2 separate regions of the Homo sapiens genome follow, and region 1 is linked to region 2. Evidence: read pairs that join two places in POLR2A ChIA-PET (ENCODE). Cell type or tissue: PC-9. All regions are shown on one strand. Links, peaks and the distances in the headings refer to the core of each region. The heading gives the core; the rest is flanking DNA.

The links. Peaks named below come from ENCODE experiments on the same cell type or tissue, not always from the same donor. Only the 100,000 strongest peaks of a DNase experiment are listed, where the experiment ranks them.
Region 1: POLR2A ChIA-PET joins it to region 2 with 20 read pairs; 5 of 35 experiments call an interaction of 5 or more read pairs at or near these places.

What each region holds. Positions count from the first base shown.
Region 1 is chr5:149,615,677-149,624,093 of GRCh38, forward strand. ARHGEF37 (Rho guanine nucleotide exchange factor 37) reads left to right here. Exons shown (of 13, transcript NM_001001669.3): 5 at 891-1,090; 6 at 2,500-2,630; 7 at 3,262-3,366; 8 at 4,678-4,788; 9 at 6,057-6,386; 10 at 8,336-8,417. Among named protein-coding and RNA genes, the nearest start is that of ARHGEF37, 38 kb to the left of the region's middle. RefSeq lists a silencer at 236-436 and enhancers at 1,213-1,282, 2,153-2,282, 2,413-2,682. In PC-9, for the core only: CTCF peaks have their summits at 3,226 (motif pointing left) and 3,436; a DNase peak (open chromatin) is centred at 3,395; H3K27ac peaks cover 1,860 bases.
Region 2 is chr5:149,499,193-149,507,609 of GRCh38, forward strand. CSNK1A1 (casein kinase 1 alpha 1) reads right to left here. Exons shown (of 10, transcript NM_001892.6): 8 at 7,835-7,941; 9 at 6,255-6,403. Among named protein-coding and RNA genes, the nearest start is that of CSNK1A1, 48 kb to the right of the region's middle. RefSeq lists an enhancer at 1-268. In PC-9, for the core only: no CTCF peak of the experiment used is centred there; no DNase peak of the experiment used is centred there.

The sequences.
Region 1 (8,417 bases), core at 238-8,237, 120 kb after region 2:
GTCAAGAGATTGAGACCATCCTGGCCAACATGGTGAAACCCCGTCTCTACTAAAAATAAAAAAAAATCAGCTGGGCGTGGTGGTGTGCACCTGTAATCCCAGCTACTCGGGAGGCTGAGGCAGGAGAACCACTTGAACCTGGGAGGCAGAGGTTGCAGTGAGCCGAGATCGCACCACTGCACTCCAGCCTGGTGACAGAGTGAGACTCTGTCTCAAAAAACAAAACAAAACAAAAAAACACGAACATTTCTTTAAGGCAGCAGACCATTCTATTAAATAAGATATCATGTGGATACACAACACAGAGTTGAGCTGCGCTCGGGACATATCTGAGCAGAGATGTCAAGGATCTAGTTGTATGTGTCAGTCTGGAGCTCTGGAACAGAAGTTGGAAGTGGAGATCTGGGCTTGGGATGTGTTTAAAGCCATAGGACCAAATGAGGTCACTAAGAGAAAGTGGAGAGAGAGGGAGGAGAGGACACCCAGGGCACTCCGGCATTGGAGAGAGGCCAGCAGAGGAGGCTGAGAGAGCTGCTTGCAGAGTATGAGGAGAAGCAGGACAGAGGGTGTCTCTGGAGCCAAAAGAAGAAAGTGTTTCAAGAGCAAGGGTGTAGTCAGTCGTGTCTGCTGTGGAGAGGCCGAGCAAGCTGAGGGCAGAGAGCTTGAACATTGGATTTGGGACAGATGGGAAACCAAGGCCCAGAACCGTCACTGCCTGCCTAACATCTAGAACTCACAAGTTACAGATGAGGAACTGGAGGATCGCAGAGAGGGGGTGACTTGCCTGAGATCACACAGTGAGCTAAATGGTAGAGTGAGGACTACAGCCCAGGCCCCCTGGTCCTCCAGAGGGTGGGATTTACCTGCCTAATACCAGCCTTCTCCCTCAGGCCGCAAGCTGGATCTTCAGGCCTCAGTTTCTTGCTGGTAATTCCTCTGCAGAGGATCACCAGGTACCCACTGCTGCTGCAGAAAATCCTGGAGAACACAGTCCCTGATGCCAGTGCCTATCCTGTCCTTCAGAGGGCTGTCTCTGCCCTCCAGGACGTGAACACCAATATCAATGAGTACAAGATGCGCAAGGAAGTGGGTAAGGACTTGGGCATTTAAGGGGACACATTAGTAGGAATGCTTCCAGTTACAGAAAATTTATCTAAAATCTGCTTCACCAGTAAAGAGAATGTAGTGGCTTATGTAACTATAAATCCAGAGGTAATGCAAGCTTTAGGTAGGGTTCGATCAGGGTGCTGGCTCCAGTTCCCTGTAACTCCCTTGTCTCTGCTCTTTACTCTGTATCAGCTTCATCTTCAGGCTGGCTTGCCTCATAATAGTAAGTTGTGGCTGTTCCAAGACTCACAGCTGCACACCACACTTACCCGGGTAAGGCAGGGTTTTTTCCCCCTTAGCCACAAAAATTAAGTCAAAGTTTCTCTTTGATAGGACCCACCTGGGTCATGTGCTTACCTTGAACTAATCACCAAAGTTAGGGCATCATGAACTGATTGGCTTAGGTCTGGGTTATGTGCCCTTCTTTGAATTAATCACTGTTGCCAGGGGTTTGGAATTATATAAATTGGCTTGTATCAGTCAGCAATCCACCCCTTGAGCTAAAGTGAGATCAATCTCATCCAAACCACATGACTGCCACACTGTGGAGGAGAAATCAATAGTGGGGAGGTAAAGAGCTGTGCATATATCTGGGGAGCCTGCCTCTCAGGTTATTAAAACAGAAAGGTTTGGAAAACGAAACAGTGTCTCAAGTTAAGAGAAACTCAATTACATGACTGAGACAACATAAAAATGGCAATTCAGCTAATGTTTACTAAGGGCTAGCTGTGCCATGCTTTTTCCTTCATTGTCATATTTGGTCTTTGCACTAACCCTCTGAGGTTGGCCCTGTTAGCCCCATTTCACAGTCAGGTAAAATGAGAGCATGCATCACTTGCTTCCTGTCGCAGAACTGGTAAGGGACAGAGCCAGGTTTCAAACTCAGGCCTGGAGTCTTCACCACCATGCTATACTATATTTAGCAGCTTTGGATTTCCTCCCCACCTGCTTCTCCATCCTACGACAGATCAGTAGGAAGCACTGAGTCAGGACCGGGAAGCGTGGCTCCCAGCTGGCCTGGCTCAAAGTGGCTGAGGGACCCCAGGCAAATCTCTCCTCCATGGGTTCTTCTTTAGGAAGTTCATTCAGACCCTCTGTCTTAGGTGACTCTCCCAGCAATCCTGCGAGGTGGCTGGTCCCATTTTACAGATGAGGAAACTGAGGCCCCAAGGAGTGGTGACTTCCCAAAGTCAAGCAGGCAGGAAGCTCTTCAGCCAGGGCTCACACCTCAGACAGAGGACCCTATGCTTTTCCTGTGTGACTCACTAACCTCATGAATGTGACCCTGATGGAGCAGAGGGCCCAAGCAGGTGCCCAGCCGGGCATGTCCGTGACATCCACTTTCCTGAGTTGGCTTGATCACCGTGCTTCCCCTCTTCTCTGTCGTTGCAGCCTCCAAGTACACCAAGGTAGAGCAGCTGACCCTCCGGGAGCGGCTGGCCCGCATCAACACACACACCCTCTCCAAGAAGACCACCCGGCTGAGCCAGCTGCTGAAGCAGGAGGCGGGGCTGATCCCCAGGGTGAGCGTGCGCCTGGGAGGAAGAGTCACATCCAGCCACCCCCAAGGCCAGGCCCTGCACAGTGGGTAGACAGGGGACTTAGGCTCCTTTCAGAACTGAGGCAATGGAGGCTGAGAGATTGAGGTGCTGGGAAGAGGCAGAGGTGGCACCCCACTTGATTCTGAAGAGCCAGTGGAGGGGTTTCTCCAGTGTCTTGGGCCACTCTCTTTGGGGCCTATTTACACAGATAGGAGAGCTGGTCTCTGGGTTTGGGCAAAGGACCAGCCCTAAATAGCTACTTCTAGCAGCACAGGTTGGTGGAGTGCCTGCTCTGAAACCAAGCATGCTCACACAATGAAATAAGTGTTCCCACTATCCCCATGAGAAAACAGAAACTCCGAGAGGGTAAAACCCTTGTCCAGAGTCACACGGCTAGGAAGCCAATGAACTGGGGCTCATGCTTGTGTATCCGATTCCATGCTCTGAATGTAAAACCACTGAGCTACACCACCCTCTCAGCTTTGGGGTTGCGAGAACCAGCTCTGGTGGGCGAGTCTGTGGAAAGGTTGTCCCAGTGAGGACCTGGAACACTGAAGCCGGTGTACACTGCCCCCATGTGGATATTCTCAACCCTCACACACATTACTTTCAGACAGAAGACAAGGAATTTGATGATTTAGAAGAGAGGTTCCAGTGGGTGTCTCTGTGTGTGACTGAGCTGAAGAACAACGTGGCTGCTTACCTGGACAATCTGCAGGTGAGGACACTGCAGGGTTCATAAAGGGCGAGTCTGGGCTGGGTTCCCCTGGCAGGAGGCTTGCAGGGCCCAGCCTACAAGCTGGGAAAGGCACCAGCCTCAGAAACCAACCAGATGAGGTCATCCTGTCTCATCTCTTCTGGAGAATGCTGGCCAGCACTCCTCAGCCCCAGGCCATTATACTGGGGGCAGCTCCGAGCCCATTGGAGTTCCTACCACATAGGGCCAAAATTCACTGGAAGCAGAGCCCCGCAGAGCAACTCTGCCAGACCAGCACCTAGAGCAGGGGAGACAAACAGGTGCCTAAAGGGGCCAGGCAGGTAATGCTACTGAGTGAAGTGTGCAGGTAACAGGCAATCCAATGCAATAGGAGCCTAGTGTCTAACAGGCTGTTTATGAGACTTTTCAGTGAACTTAAATATAAAATAATATTTGGAATTTGAAGGGCTGAATGAATGAATACATGAATCAAATCTAAAGGAGCAGCTATTCCTCAGCTCTGGGGGGTTGTTGCTGGGTGAGAATATGGGCCCAGTTCTTCTGACTTTAAGAAAAACACACCTGGAAATTCAGGTATTTTTCAGATTTTTGATGACATCTCCTGATGCGTCAATGTGAGCAACTAATTAAATGAAGATTTAAATGCTATGGGGCATTTTTTTAATGCATTGATGTAAATAGGAAAAGTTAGAGAAAAGTATTAATAGAACATGTGGAATATGGACATGGGAAAAAACAAACGCACTGCTGGGTGCAGTGGCTTACGCCTGTAATCCCAGAATTTTGGAAGGCCGAGGCGGGAAGATCACTTGAGGTCAGGAGTTCAAGACCAGCCTGGTCAACATGGTGAAACCTTGTGTCTACTAAAAATACGAAAAACATTAGCCAGGCAAGGTGTCACACGCCTGTAGTCCCAGCTACTCAGGAGGCTGAGGCAGGAGAATTGCTTGAACCTGGGAGGCAGAGATTGCAATGAGCCAAGATCATGCCACTGCACACCAGCCTGGGTGACAGAGTGAGACTCTGTCTCAAAAAAAAAAAAAAAGAAAAAGAAAAAAACCCCACAAAGGTGGCATGTAAATGTATGAAGTTCAAGAAGCACTGGAATGAGGAGAAAGATGTTGACTCAGTCTAAGGCGGAACTTTCTAATCACTTAAGCTGTGTGAGAATAGAATCAGCTGTGTGTGTCCCTCTCATTGGGGGTGTGTAGAGAGCCTGGAAAACCTCTTCAAGGTATGGTGGAAGGGGATTCCAGCGTAAGATGGCCATGACAGGCATGATTGGATGTTTCTCCTTGGTACTGGGTCCAGGCTTTCCTCTACTTCAGGCCGCACGAATACAATCTGGACATCCCCGAGGGGCCTGCAGTGCAGTATTGCAATTTGGCAAGAGACCTTCACCTTGAGGCCTTCCTGAAATTTGTGAGTGGAACCTTTCCTTTCTCCTTTCTTTGTTAGGCAGGTGGTAGAGCTTACAAGAATAATATTTAGAAGTCAGGCACTTTGGCCAGGCGTGGTGGCTCACGCCTGTAATCCCAGCACTTTGGGAGGCCGAGGCAGGCAGATTGCCTGAGCTCAGGAGTTTGAGACCAGCCTGGGCAATACGATGAAACCCCGTCTCTACTAAAAATACAGAAAATTAGCCGGGCATGGCAGTGTGCACCTGTAGTCCCAGCTACTCAGGAGGCTGAGGCAGGAGAATTGCTTGAACCCAGGAGGCAGAGGTTGCAGTGAGCCGAGATCATGCCACCGCACTCCAGCCCGGAGACAGAGTGAGACTCCTTCTCAAAAAAAGAAGTCAGGCACTTTACACAATTGCCACATCTGTAATCTTCCTGAGTGGTCAGCAGCATAGAGATTATTATTAGTGCACTTTCCTGATAAAAATAGCCCCCACTAACATTTATTGAGCCTCACTATCTGCCAGGCTCTATGCTAAGCCCTTTATATTCCTTACATCATTTAATCCTCACCATATGGTTTTGGGGGTGGCTACTTTGAATAACCCCATTCTGCAGGTGAGAGATTGAGGCTCAGAGGGGGTCACCTCCTGGGTCATTTATACAGATGGTCAGTGATAAGCTGGGATCTGAGCCCCAAAGACTCTTGACCACCACTCTATACAAAATCTTTTCTAAGGCTGGGCAAGGTGGCTTATGCCTGTAATCCCAGCACTTTGGGAGGCCAAGGCAGGAGGATTGCTTGAGCCCAGTTGTTAGAGACCACTGTGGGCAACATAGACCCTGTCTCTACAAAAAATAATAATAATAAAATTAGCTGGGTGTGGTGGCATGTGCTAAGGTGGGAGGATCGCTTGAGCCTGACAGGTAGGCTGCGGTGAGCTGTGATTGCATTGCTGCACTGCAGCCTGGGAGACAGAGTGAGACCCTGTCTCAAAAAAAAAAACAAAAAACTTTTTCAAGGTCTTTGCATAATAATGATTCAAAGTGCTATATAAGATTGAATGCCTACTCTGTGCTAAGCACTCTGTTAAGCTCATTACATGCATCGTCCCCATTTTTCAGATGGGCAGATTGAGGCCCAGAGAAGTTAGATAACATGCTAAAGGTCCCAGCTAGTCAGTGGGAGTTAGACTGGAATCCAGGCCTGCATGCTTCCAAAGCCCCTTCTCACAGCCCCTGCCCTTTGCCACCTCCTTTCCCGACTCCCACGCTCATGTCTCCCCACAGAAGCAACGGCTAGAAGGCCTGGTGTGGCAGCCACTGTGCAGCCTGGCCAAAGCCCTGCTTGGCCCTCAGAACCTGATCAAGAAGCGTCTGGACAAGCTACTGGACTTTGAGCGGGTGGAAGAGAAGCTGCTGGAGGTGGGCAGTGTGACCTACCAGGAGGAGGCCGCCCGGCACACATACCAGGCACTCAACTCGCTGCTAGTGGCTGAGCTCCCACAGTTTAACCAGCTGGTCATGCAGTGGCTGGGCCAGATCATGTGCACATTCGTGACCCTCCAGAGGGACCTTGCAAAGCAAGTGCTGCAGAGGGCAGAGGGAAGCATGGCCCAGGTAAGGCCTCTGAGACTTGGACACCTGTGGGGAGTAGCCAGGCAAGGCCCTGCAGCCCCATCAGCCAGCTGTGTGTAGGGGCTAGGATGGAGGGAGGATGGGCCTGAAAACAGGTCATCAGGCCCTTAGGAAGAGGCAGTGGGAACCTTCCAGATCTCTCTCATGCCCAGTCTCCCTCTGTTAGTGAAGTCAGACCATGAAAGCAAGGATAGGACTGAGATTTCAGACCATTCCCAAGTCCTGCAACTCAGAAGCAGAAGAAGCTTTGCTCATACAATGGCAGATCTTGGGACTGATCTCTGGAGTGTACTAGAAGTTGATGACAGAGACAGAAGGTCGTTTCTACACAGTAAGGAGTAAATGTCTCAAGCCGGTGTTACTATTACTACTTCCAGCAGCCATCTTCTCATGAGTATTTAGGATGTACCTGTTTGGAGCACTCTCCATGCATGATCTCATTCAATCCTCACAACAACCCTACAGAGGAGGTATAATTATACTCATTTTAAAAATAAAGAAGCCAAGGCACGGAGAGGTAAAGTAGCTTGTCTAGGGCCACACGGCTAATAGCAAGCATTGAACTCTGACAGTTCAGCTCCAGGGCCTGGACTCTGAACCACAACACTCAAGAGCCTGTAAAAGGAGCTACCGGCTGAAAGCATAAATAGGTTCCACAGAGGTTTGGATAAACCTCCAAATGCAAACTTTGATTTTAGAATTTGGAAGACTGGAGTTGATACAAGAAAGAACACCCAACTGCTTCCAGATCTTGCTCTCAGATGTCAACATGAGAGCTGAATTGCTGTTGGGTCCCACCTTGGGAGCAATTTCAATACTCCTAATATCACACACTGTTTCCTGTGTGTCACAGTCTCCAGCTCAGCTTTTCCCCATCCAATTCTTTGCATGAAAACTCTACTAAGATTTGCCTTCCCCACCCCATCACCTTTCTAGCCCACAGCCCTCCCCTCCAGCACACAGCTGCTGGATGTGGCCACTCTGCACAGACACCTGCCTCAGCTTAGAATGCCCCTCTCCATTGTCCCTGAGCACTTTCAGTGTCTGGCATAGAGTAGGAGCTCCCCAAACAAGTGGCAGATGAATGAGTCTCTCCATGAAGCTCTCAGAGCTCCCCATCTCCTGAGGGGGAGAAGTCATCTCCCTATCCTCTGTACTCCAGCAGCCCTGTGGATGGAACTGTGCTTAGTACTTTTCAGAGCCTGCCTTCTGCTGCAGGAATCCATGAATGTGTTTCTCCTCAAGCATGGGGACTGGGACTGCAAGCTTTTTCTCTTTTTGGCCCTCACAGAGTTCTGTCCCAGACACTCTGCAAATTGAATTAGGCCTGAACCATCAGTAAAAGAACTGTCTCTTCCTTGAGGGCAGAAGAGTAAATCTGATGAGGTTATCTTTTCCCTCTCCTGTAGCCTAGAGGTTTTCTCTCTTGGGCTGCCCCCAACCCCTTGCATTAAATCTGGGATGTGCAGAGCTAGGGAGTGTTTGGGGATGCCAGTAGAGAGGTGGTCACGTTTATAAAAGCAGAAAGTAAGGGCGCTTCCTGATTGGTCCATCAGAGTCTGCTGGTGACAGCTGCCAGCCTGCCTTATCTGTGTCCTGTGGTCCATGCATGTGGCCTGTCCCTGTGGAGCCTGGAAAAGGCTGCAGGCAGAAACCTCAATCTCCCTGAATCCTGGTGGGAGGAAGGCTCTAGGTCAGCACTAAGAACAATGAGTTTGGTGACAAGCTGTGAATCTGGTGACAAGCTGTGGCATCTCACTCACTCCTAGGTTGTCTGACGAAAATGCAAGAGATCCTGCACAGGGTCAAGGTCTCAGGACAGAGTATCACTCAGAACTCCTTGGGTTGAAAATAATATAAACCCAAAGCAAGCCAGGGATCTCATTGTCCCCTCTTGCCCAGCTCTGTTGACAGTGTCTGTCCCCACTTAGCTGCCCCACCACCACGTCCCAGAGCCTGCCTTCAGGAAGCTGGTGGAGGACGCACTGGGCCGGACGAGTAACCAGCTTCGCT
Region 2 (8,417 bases), core at 280-8,279:
TTTTTATCTTGCAGATTAGGTGGCTCATCCAGGCTTCCAAGAGTTCAAGAACCCATCTTCACTGTAACATCAGTTAAAATGAGGAATGAATCCCTTTATTCCTTAAAAAAAAAGGGGAGGGGGAGGGGGGAGTTAAAACAGAGTTGGAGGATGTGATGATTAAGAAGTTAATAGCTTAATTAAATTTCAAATCTGCAAAAAGCAAAAAAAAGTTTATTTTTATATAACTAACAAGGATATTCTATCCCTGCCCGCCACCCAATCTGAAATCTAAAATGTATGCTCTGGCCCAGACGAGGTGGCTCACATCTATAATGCTAACACTTTGGGAGGCTGAGGCAGGAAGATCACTTAAAGCCAGGAGTTCCAAATAAACCTGGGCAACATAGTGAGACTTTGTCTATTAAAAAAATAAACAAAAGATATGCTTTTTTTTTTTTGAGATGGGGTCTTGCTGTTATGTTGCCCAGGCTGGACTTAAAACTCCTGGGCTCAGGAGATCCTACCACCTCAGCCTCCCCACAAAGTGTGTATCTGTTCTTATTCGTAAATTAATTTCAACAGTTTTCGACTTTTTAAATAGAACCAGAAACTAGTTCAAAGGGATATTTACGTAGCAGTAAGGCTTGTAAGTTTGTGATGGGCTTTTGATATTTAGGATCCCTTCAAGCTACAAGACAACTTTTTAAAAGTTATTTTGAATATATTAATTATGCTATGTCATTTATACTAACTTTTCCTATAACATGGTTGTGGGGTTTTTTTTCTTTTTTTCTTTTTTTTTTTTTTTTTTTGAGACGGAGTCTCGCTCTGTCACCCAGGCTGGAGTACAATGGCGCGATCTCCGCCCACTACAAGCTCCGTCTCCTGGGTTCACGCCATTCTCCTGCCTCAGCCTCTCAAGTAGCTGGGACTACAGGCACCCGCCACTACGCCCAGCTAATTTTTTTTTTTTTTTTTTTTGAGATGGAGTCTTGCTCTGTCGCCCAGGCTGGAGTGCAGTGGCGCGATCTTGGCTCACTGCAAGCTCCGCCTCCTGGGTTCACGCCATTCTCCTGCCTCAGCCTCCCAAGTAGCTGGGACTATAGGCGCCCGCCACCACGCCCGGCTAATTTTTTGTATTTTTAGTACAGACGGGGTTTCACCATGTTAGCCAAGATGGTCTGGATATCCTGACCTTGTGATCCGCCCGCCTCGGCCTCCCAAACTGCTGGGATTACAGGCATGAGCCACCGCGCCCGGCCCCAGCTACTTTTTTGTATTTTTAGTAAAGACAGGGTTTCACTGTGTCAGCCAGGATGGTCTCAATCTCCTGACCTCACGATCTGCCCGCCTCAGCCTCCCAAAGTGCTGGGATTACAGAAGCGAGCCACCGCACCCGGCCTTTTTTTTTCTTTTCTTTTTAAAATTATTTAAAATAGCGATGAGGTCTCCCTATGTTGTCCGGATGGTTCTCAAAATCCTGAGATCAAGTGATCTTCCCATCTAGCCTCAAAAATGCTGGGATTATAGGAGTGAGCCACAGTGCCTGGCTGCTTGTGTGGTTCTGTTTGTTGCACAGAATTAAGCTTGGAGAATTTTAAATCAGATTGGCAGTATCTAAAGTTAAAGAATAATTAAAAAAAAAAAACCTGTAATAACTCTTCCTTCCCTATAGAAACTAAAAGAGTATTTAAAGTTGGGAAAGATAAATGACAATTTTAAGTATAGGAGGTATACACTATTCCTAAACTGCATTAAAAAACAGACTGAATTGTTTTGTCTTCCTTATAACAGAATTCATTCTGCTACACATTTCTGACGTTCTGGAGTTTTAAAATACCTGTTTATAATTGATTCTTTCCCCAGCTGGTAGATGGTCTGCATTCAACACCACTGAGTCATAGCAACGCTGTATTCTTCTAGGTCTTCTAACAGTTGTGCTATCATCCAGATGATCTAACAAGTTGCAGAATTTGAAGGTCCAGCAGTCTTGGAGACATGGACTCCAGATGACCACAAACCAACTCTTGCACTTTCATCCGCATTTCCTGTTGGGTTATTTAGATCTTTCCAGCTTTACTGTCCACAGTAAAAAAAAAAGCTGACAAAAATTCAAGATTTCAGCAAGAAGATGCGGTTCCCTGGTACTTCTTAGAATTGAGTGTATTCAGAGCAGTGTGTTCAGACTGTCCAGGTATTTCAAAATCTTCCCCTGTGATGTGGGTGTGCTGCTGAGTGACCAGCACATTCCTAGCAGCAATTGGTGAACTCAGAAAAAGTCAAACTAGACATAAACGGTAGATGCAGCCCAGTAAAACTGGAAGGTAATTCAAGGAAGACTGTGGACATGGTAGGTCAATATGATAGAAAAATAATATTTGTAATCCCCTCTGAATGTCAATACTTTGAGAGCTGTCTATATTATTATGATAAAACTCTGCTTAGTAACTATGGTTAGGGTAGTAAACAGATGGGTTAAGATGATGAGAGTACAGAATAGTAGAATTATCCAAGAATCCACCTTTGGGTTCACTACCTTCTGAAATTCTCCCCCACCTCTGCCTGCCCTCAATTAAAGAAACACTGAACTTCATTAGATTTTGAATGTCCTAAAAATATTTCATTTTCCTTTACTTATTTTTAATATCTTGAAAAATACTTTTTTGATAATCACATATAGTCAAAGGGAGTGAAATAAATTTCGAAGTGTGTTGGGTGTGAATCTTATGTATTTTTCTTGGGAACATGAATAAAAACAGTAATTATAATCTTGTAGTAATTGAACATTAAAAACTAGTATAGATAATAAGTGGCATAAAGAGAAGTCTTTTGATGGATATTGGAATGGAGTATTTGAAAAGATCTAAAGAATATAAGGAAGGCAGAAGTCTGCCTATTATTTAATAGGCCCACATTAGCTAGATAAGCCAGACTTAAAGAATCTTTAAACATTCTTATTAAGTTATTAAAACAACACCATTTTTACTGAAGAAATATCAGATATATTTTTCAAAAATTACCATATAAAACATTAGTAAATGCTACCATTTTGGGGATTTTCCTACATTAGAGATTTACTTGCTTAAAATACACTTATGAAACTTAGTTCAATAATACTAAATCCTCTGAAAATTTAACTCTGTGAAGAGTAATATAAAAAGCACCTTCTAAAAATTCCTTGTTGTGACACAGGGTCTCATCTGTTGCCCAGGCTGGAGTGCAGTGGCATGATCACAGCTCTCATTGCAGCCTCAACCTCCAGGGCTCAGGTGATACTCCCACCTCAGCCTCCCAACACAGCTGGGATCACAGGCACTCACTACTGCGCCTGGCGCTTTTTTTTTTTGGGGGGGGGGGGGTTGGGGACGATGTTGGAGGGAGCTGGGACAGGGTCTTACTATGTGGCCCAGGCAAGTCTAGAACTCCTAGGGTCAAGCAATTCTCCCACCTCAGCCTCCCAAATGTGTTGGAATAACAGGCATGAGCCACTGCGCCTGTCCTAAAGTTTTTAACAAGAAAACCCCAGTAGGATGTTTTCATCATTATTAAAACGATTTATTATTGGGATCAATGAATCATTGAGCTGTATGAGTTCCTTTTTTTTTTTTTTTTGAGACAGAGTCTCACTCTGTCACCCAGGCTGGAGTGCAGCGGCACAATCTTGGCTCACTGCAACCTCCACCTCCCAGGTTCAAGCAATTCTCCTGCCTCAGCCTCCCAAATAGCTGGGACCATAGGTGCACGCCACCACACCTGGCTAATTTTTGTATTTTTTGTAGAGATGGGTTTCCACCATGTTGGCCAGACTCTCGAACTCCTGGCCTCAAGTGATCTGCTTGCCTCAGCCTCTCAAAGTGCTGGGATAACAGGCGTGAGCCACTGCACCCAGCTGAGTTATTCCTTAAATAAAGAACCACTATAGTGGACCTTAAGAGACTATGCTTTTAAATGCCCTTGTTACTTAGAGACTGGAAGCAGGAATAACATAGAGCAATTGTTTTCAAACTCCAGAATTCCTAGGAGATTTCTTAAAGGATAACTTGCTGGGCTGGGGGTAGAAGTTAGGGGAATATGTTCCTCATGCTTATTTCATGCCTAAGGCCCGAAGGCCAGCTACATTTTCATGGTTTATGAGAGTTTCATGTAAGATTTGTCTTGAGCACAAAGTTTTGTATTAAAAAAGAAAAACAGATGTTTTCAAGATGTCAAAGAGCAAAAAGAAGTCTGTGTTCTGTGAAATGGCACTTTTCAGTAGCAATACAGATGTACTGCCTTGGAAGTGTATTTCTAAAAAGCAGTCAATGACATGTGATGTGTTTTATGAAAAGCCTAATTTTTCAAGTCCATGTTTATGTGATAATTTGTATGACCATTGTCTCTAATGTCACTATAAAATTTTTAAAAGATTTTAAGTTGCTTTTACAAAAAATAGCTACAATACAAAATAAGGATTAAACAAGTTTAATTACAGTTCTTTCCCCCGCCCCAATGAAACTAACTCAGTGGATCCAACTTCTCATCTTTAAGACATGGATAGGGCAGGACACAAATTCTGCTTGTTTATTGAATAAGAGACACACAGTAAACTAACAAAGAAACTAACTTAAAATAAGGTAATTCTTTCTGAAATCTGCTGAATGCCTGAAGTAAAATGTTCTAGGTCAGAAGAGATTTCAATCTAATTTTAGTTATAGAAACTGCAACTTGTGATGATCCTATTATCCCAGCTAGCTTTCGGCAAAATTGGTTTCATTTTGTGAGAAAAAGCAAATATACTATAGGTTGTCAGGTGTAACAAGTCCTTGGGTTAGAGACTCTGTTTGGTCTTACCTAAAATGGTAGGACTGTTTTTCAGTGACATTAGCTACATAACACATTATGAACTTCTTGGCACTATGATTAGTTATACGATGATTAAAACACTCAAAAGGAGCAACTATCCCAACTGAGATGCAGAGGCAGAGCACTGTGTGAACATTAGGGTTTGCTATCCTGAGTTTACATGTCACCATCTGAAAAACCCAACGACAATAAACCTTCAACTTTGAATCCTTCCCAAATACAAAAACATGGAATAGAAGCATCTCAACTTCATTCCTAACAGATGAGCTGCTGGGATGAGGATGACATCAGTTAATAATATTTCTTGAAAAGTATCTTCAGATTAGAATCTATTTTTAAATTATAAAATAGTTTAAATACAACACTAAAAATGTGAAGCAAAGATTAATCTATAAAGGCCAAGTTCAGACTAGGGCAGTATTCAGAAATTTAAAAATTAGAAACCAAGAGCCAAATCTTACTTGCCCACTACTTCCAGAAAGTAAGCAGGTATCAGGAGGTAAGCCCCAGAAATGGGAAAAGAAAGACAAAACATGAAAATGGGAGTTAAACTGTATAGCAACAGTGTGCCCTAACAGTTCTACTCCTTACAGGCAGTAAGAGTGCCAAAGAAAAGTAGAAAGGAAATAAGACTAGCGGTTTCAATGGCATTTGCCCCAGTTACCTTCAATTTGCAAGGCCTGGCTGCAGACTTCAATTCCACATTAAACCCTGGGAGCCTGATATTTGCAACATTGTGAAAAATCAAGCCAAAAACAAAGAAATCGTTTTGAAATTAAGATCATACGTAAACTGCAAATAAAAGAATTATTTTTGTGACTAGAAAAGATGTGCTGAGCTTTGCATTTATTTGAGCATTTAAGAGAGAAAATGAGATGCTCTGCAACTGAGAAGATAGACACTTTGGGGGTAATGCCAAACTCACCTCTTGAAATTACAACATGTTCACAATTTTCCATTTTAAATGCTAAAGCATTAACATGCAAAATAAAAAATCTTAACATTGTTAGTCTGAAATAAAGTCAAAATATGGCTAACCAAATTCATTATTAGAAATCAACAAGTGTTAGGTCTAGGATTTTGGATTGATTGATTATATTATATTCCCAACACCAAATTTTTGGAAAGGGGGTTAATGAATGAGTAAAAAAGATGCAGTTGTTAAAAAAATGACCCAAAATCCCAAGAGAAATGATATAAATATACACACATATATGTATATACAAATACATATACATATATATGAACAAGGACATTTGGGTTTAAAGTTAGTAGTCAAATTTTCCAAGGACGTCTTTTTTTTTTTAACGCAGAGCCAAATTTTTATGTATTTTAAAACCACCTCCTTGATCTAACACTGTTAGAAATGAATTACCCAATTTTGTATTCAATTTTTTCCCTGTAACGTCACTTGGTTCTTGGCTACTAACCTTTCATGTTACTCTTGGTTTTGTCAGTTTGCTTGCCTGTGGGGGTTTGGGCCTGCTGACCCTGCCCACTGGAAGAGGCTGCCTGCTGTGCTGCTTTCTGCTTTAACATTGTCCAATCAAATGTGTAGTCATATTGATGGTTCAGGGTCCTGGAACACATAAAATATTTTATGTTAATCCTTTAATAACAGAGTCCAGTTATATAACCTACTAACTTTTTAAGACAGTGACAGCATTTCTTTACACAACGAATATTTCCTCAAGTGTGGCAGCTTCTAAAATATTTCTTATTATAGATGAAAAAGGCAGCATGAAAACTGAAACATGAAATCAAGCTGTCAGTTATCTAGGGGAATACTCATAAGAGGAGGTACTTCCTAAAAACAAGTAAGAGTAAATATTCAACTGGAAGTTTGGGAATAAGATGTCTGACTGGTACCTGGGGAAGACACTTTTCTGGGGTTAAAAGATTACCTGAATTCTCTCTTTTTTTTTTTGAGACCATGTTTTGCTCTTGTTGCCCAGGCTGGAGTGCAGTGGTGCAATCTCGGCTCACTGCAACCTCCGTCTCGCAGGTTCAAGCAATTCTCCTGCCTCGGCCTCCTGAGTAGCTGGGATTACAGGCGCCTGCCACCATACCCAGCTAATTTTTGTATTTGTAGCAGAGACGGGGTTTCACCATGTTGGCCAGGCTGGTCTCGAGCTCCTGGCCTCAGGTGATCCACCCCCATCGGCCTCCCAAAGTGCTAGGATTATAGGTGTGAGCCATTGCACCTGGCAGATTACTTGAATTCTTTGTTTTTCTCTTTTGAGACAGAGCCTCATTGTCACCCAGGTTGGAGTGCACTGGGGGGATCTCAGCTGACTGCAACCTCCGCTTCCCAGGTTCAAGAGATTCTCCTGCCTCAGCCTCCCGAGTCGCTGGGATTAAAGGTGAGCACCACCTCACCCGGCTAATTTTTGTATTTTTAGTAAAGATGGGGCTTCACCATGTCGGGCAGGCTGGTCTCTAACTCCTGACCTCAAGCGATCTGCCCGCCTCGGCCTCCCAAAGTGCTGGGATTACAGGCGTGAGCCACCGTACCTGGGCGGATTACCTCAATTCTTACTCTCTTCCAACTAAGAGTTTGAGCCACATGTAATCTATTCCCCCCCCTTTTTCAAGACCAGTTCTGGGTTGTGCCTAAGGAACCCTACCCTAGTTTAGGACTGCTACCACTTGATCAGACTCCATGACTATGTGATATTTTAATTGCTTTTTATTTGGTACTGTACAAAGTTGGAGAGTTCCAGAAGGCACTGACAGCCACTTATATCTAATATGAATTATAACTATTCTGGAAAAGTTACATTCTACTTTGAGTATGATTCAACTCTCTATCCACTCCAAACTAAAATCACCTATTTACACTACAAATAGAAAAATGCCAAATTAGTCCCAAATAAATCAGTTTCTGAAACCTTTTATTCATGTTAGCTAGATCTGCTTTACTTTAGTATTTATCAGAATGAATTTGTTAGGTAAATTTAACCAATTTCCCTCACAGAGTTTATAATCTTAAAATACCTTAAAAACTGACCTGAAAAGAATGCGGAATAGCTGCCTCAGATACATGTAATCTGGGGCTTCCTCAAAGCGTAGCCCACGACAATAGTTTAAGTACATCGCAAATTCTGCAGGAAACCCCTATAGGTTCAAGGGTTAAAACAAAGTTAAAAACAAACATTTCAAGATAGAAAAATAAATGCATTTAAGTATAAGCAAAAAGATATTTTTGGGCGGGATATTTTACCATTTCATAGGAAGATATGAGAGCTAAAATGATGGCTTGGTCTCCTCATAAATTTAAATAAAATTTCATGACCCTACCTACCCTATTATGTACAATATTAGTAGAAGAAATACATATGTTCTTCCCATATAGTGCTTTTCCTATACAGTACTATGTTCTTAAATAACTTACATAGCCCACTTGTTAAAACCTGTCATTTTATCAAAGTCGCGCCTCTTCGTGAACTTTTTTTTTTTTTAAAGACAGGGTCTCAATCTGTCTCCCAGGCTGGAGTGCAGTAGTGTAATCTCAGCTTACTGCAACCTCCACCTCCCAGGCTTCAAGCGATCCTCCAACCTCAGCTTCCTGAGTAGCTGGGACTACAGACACG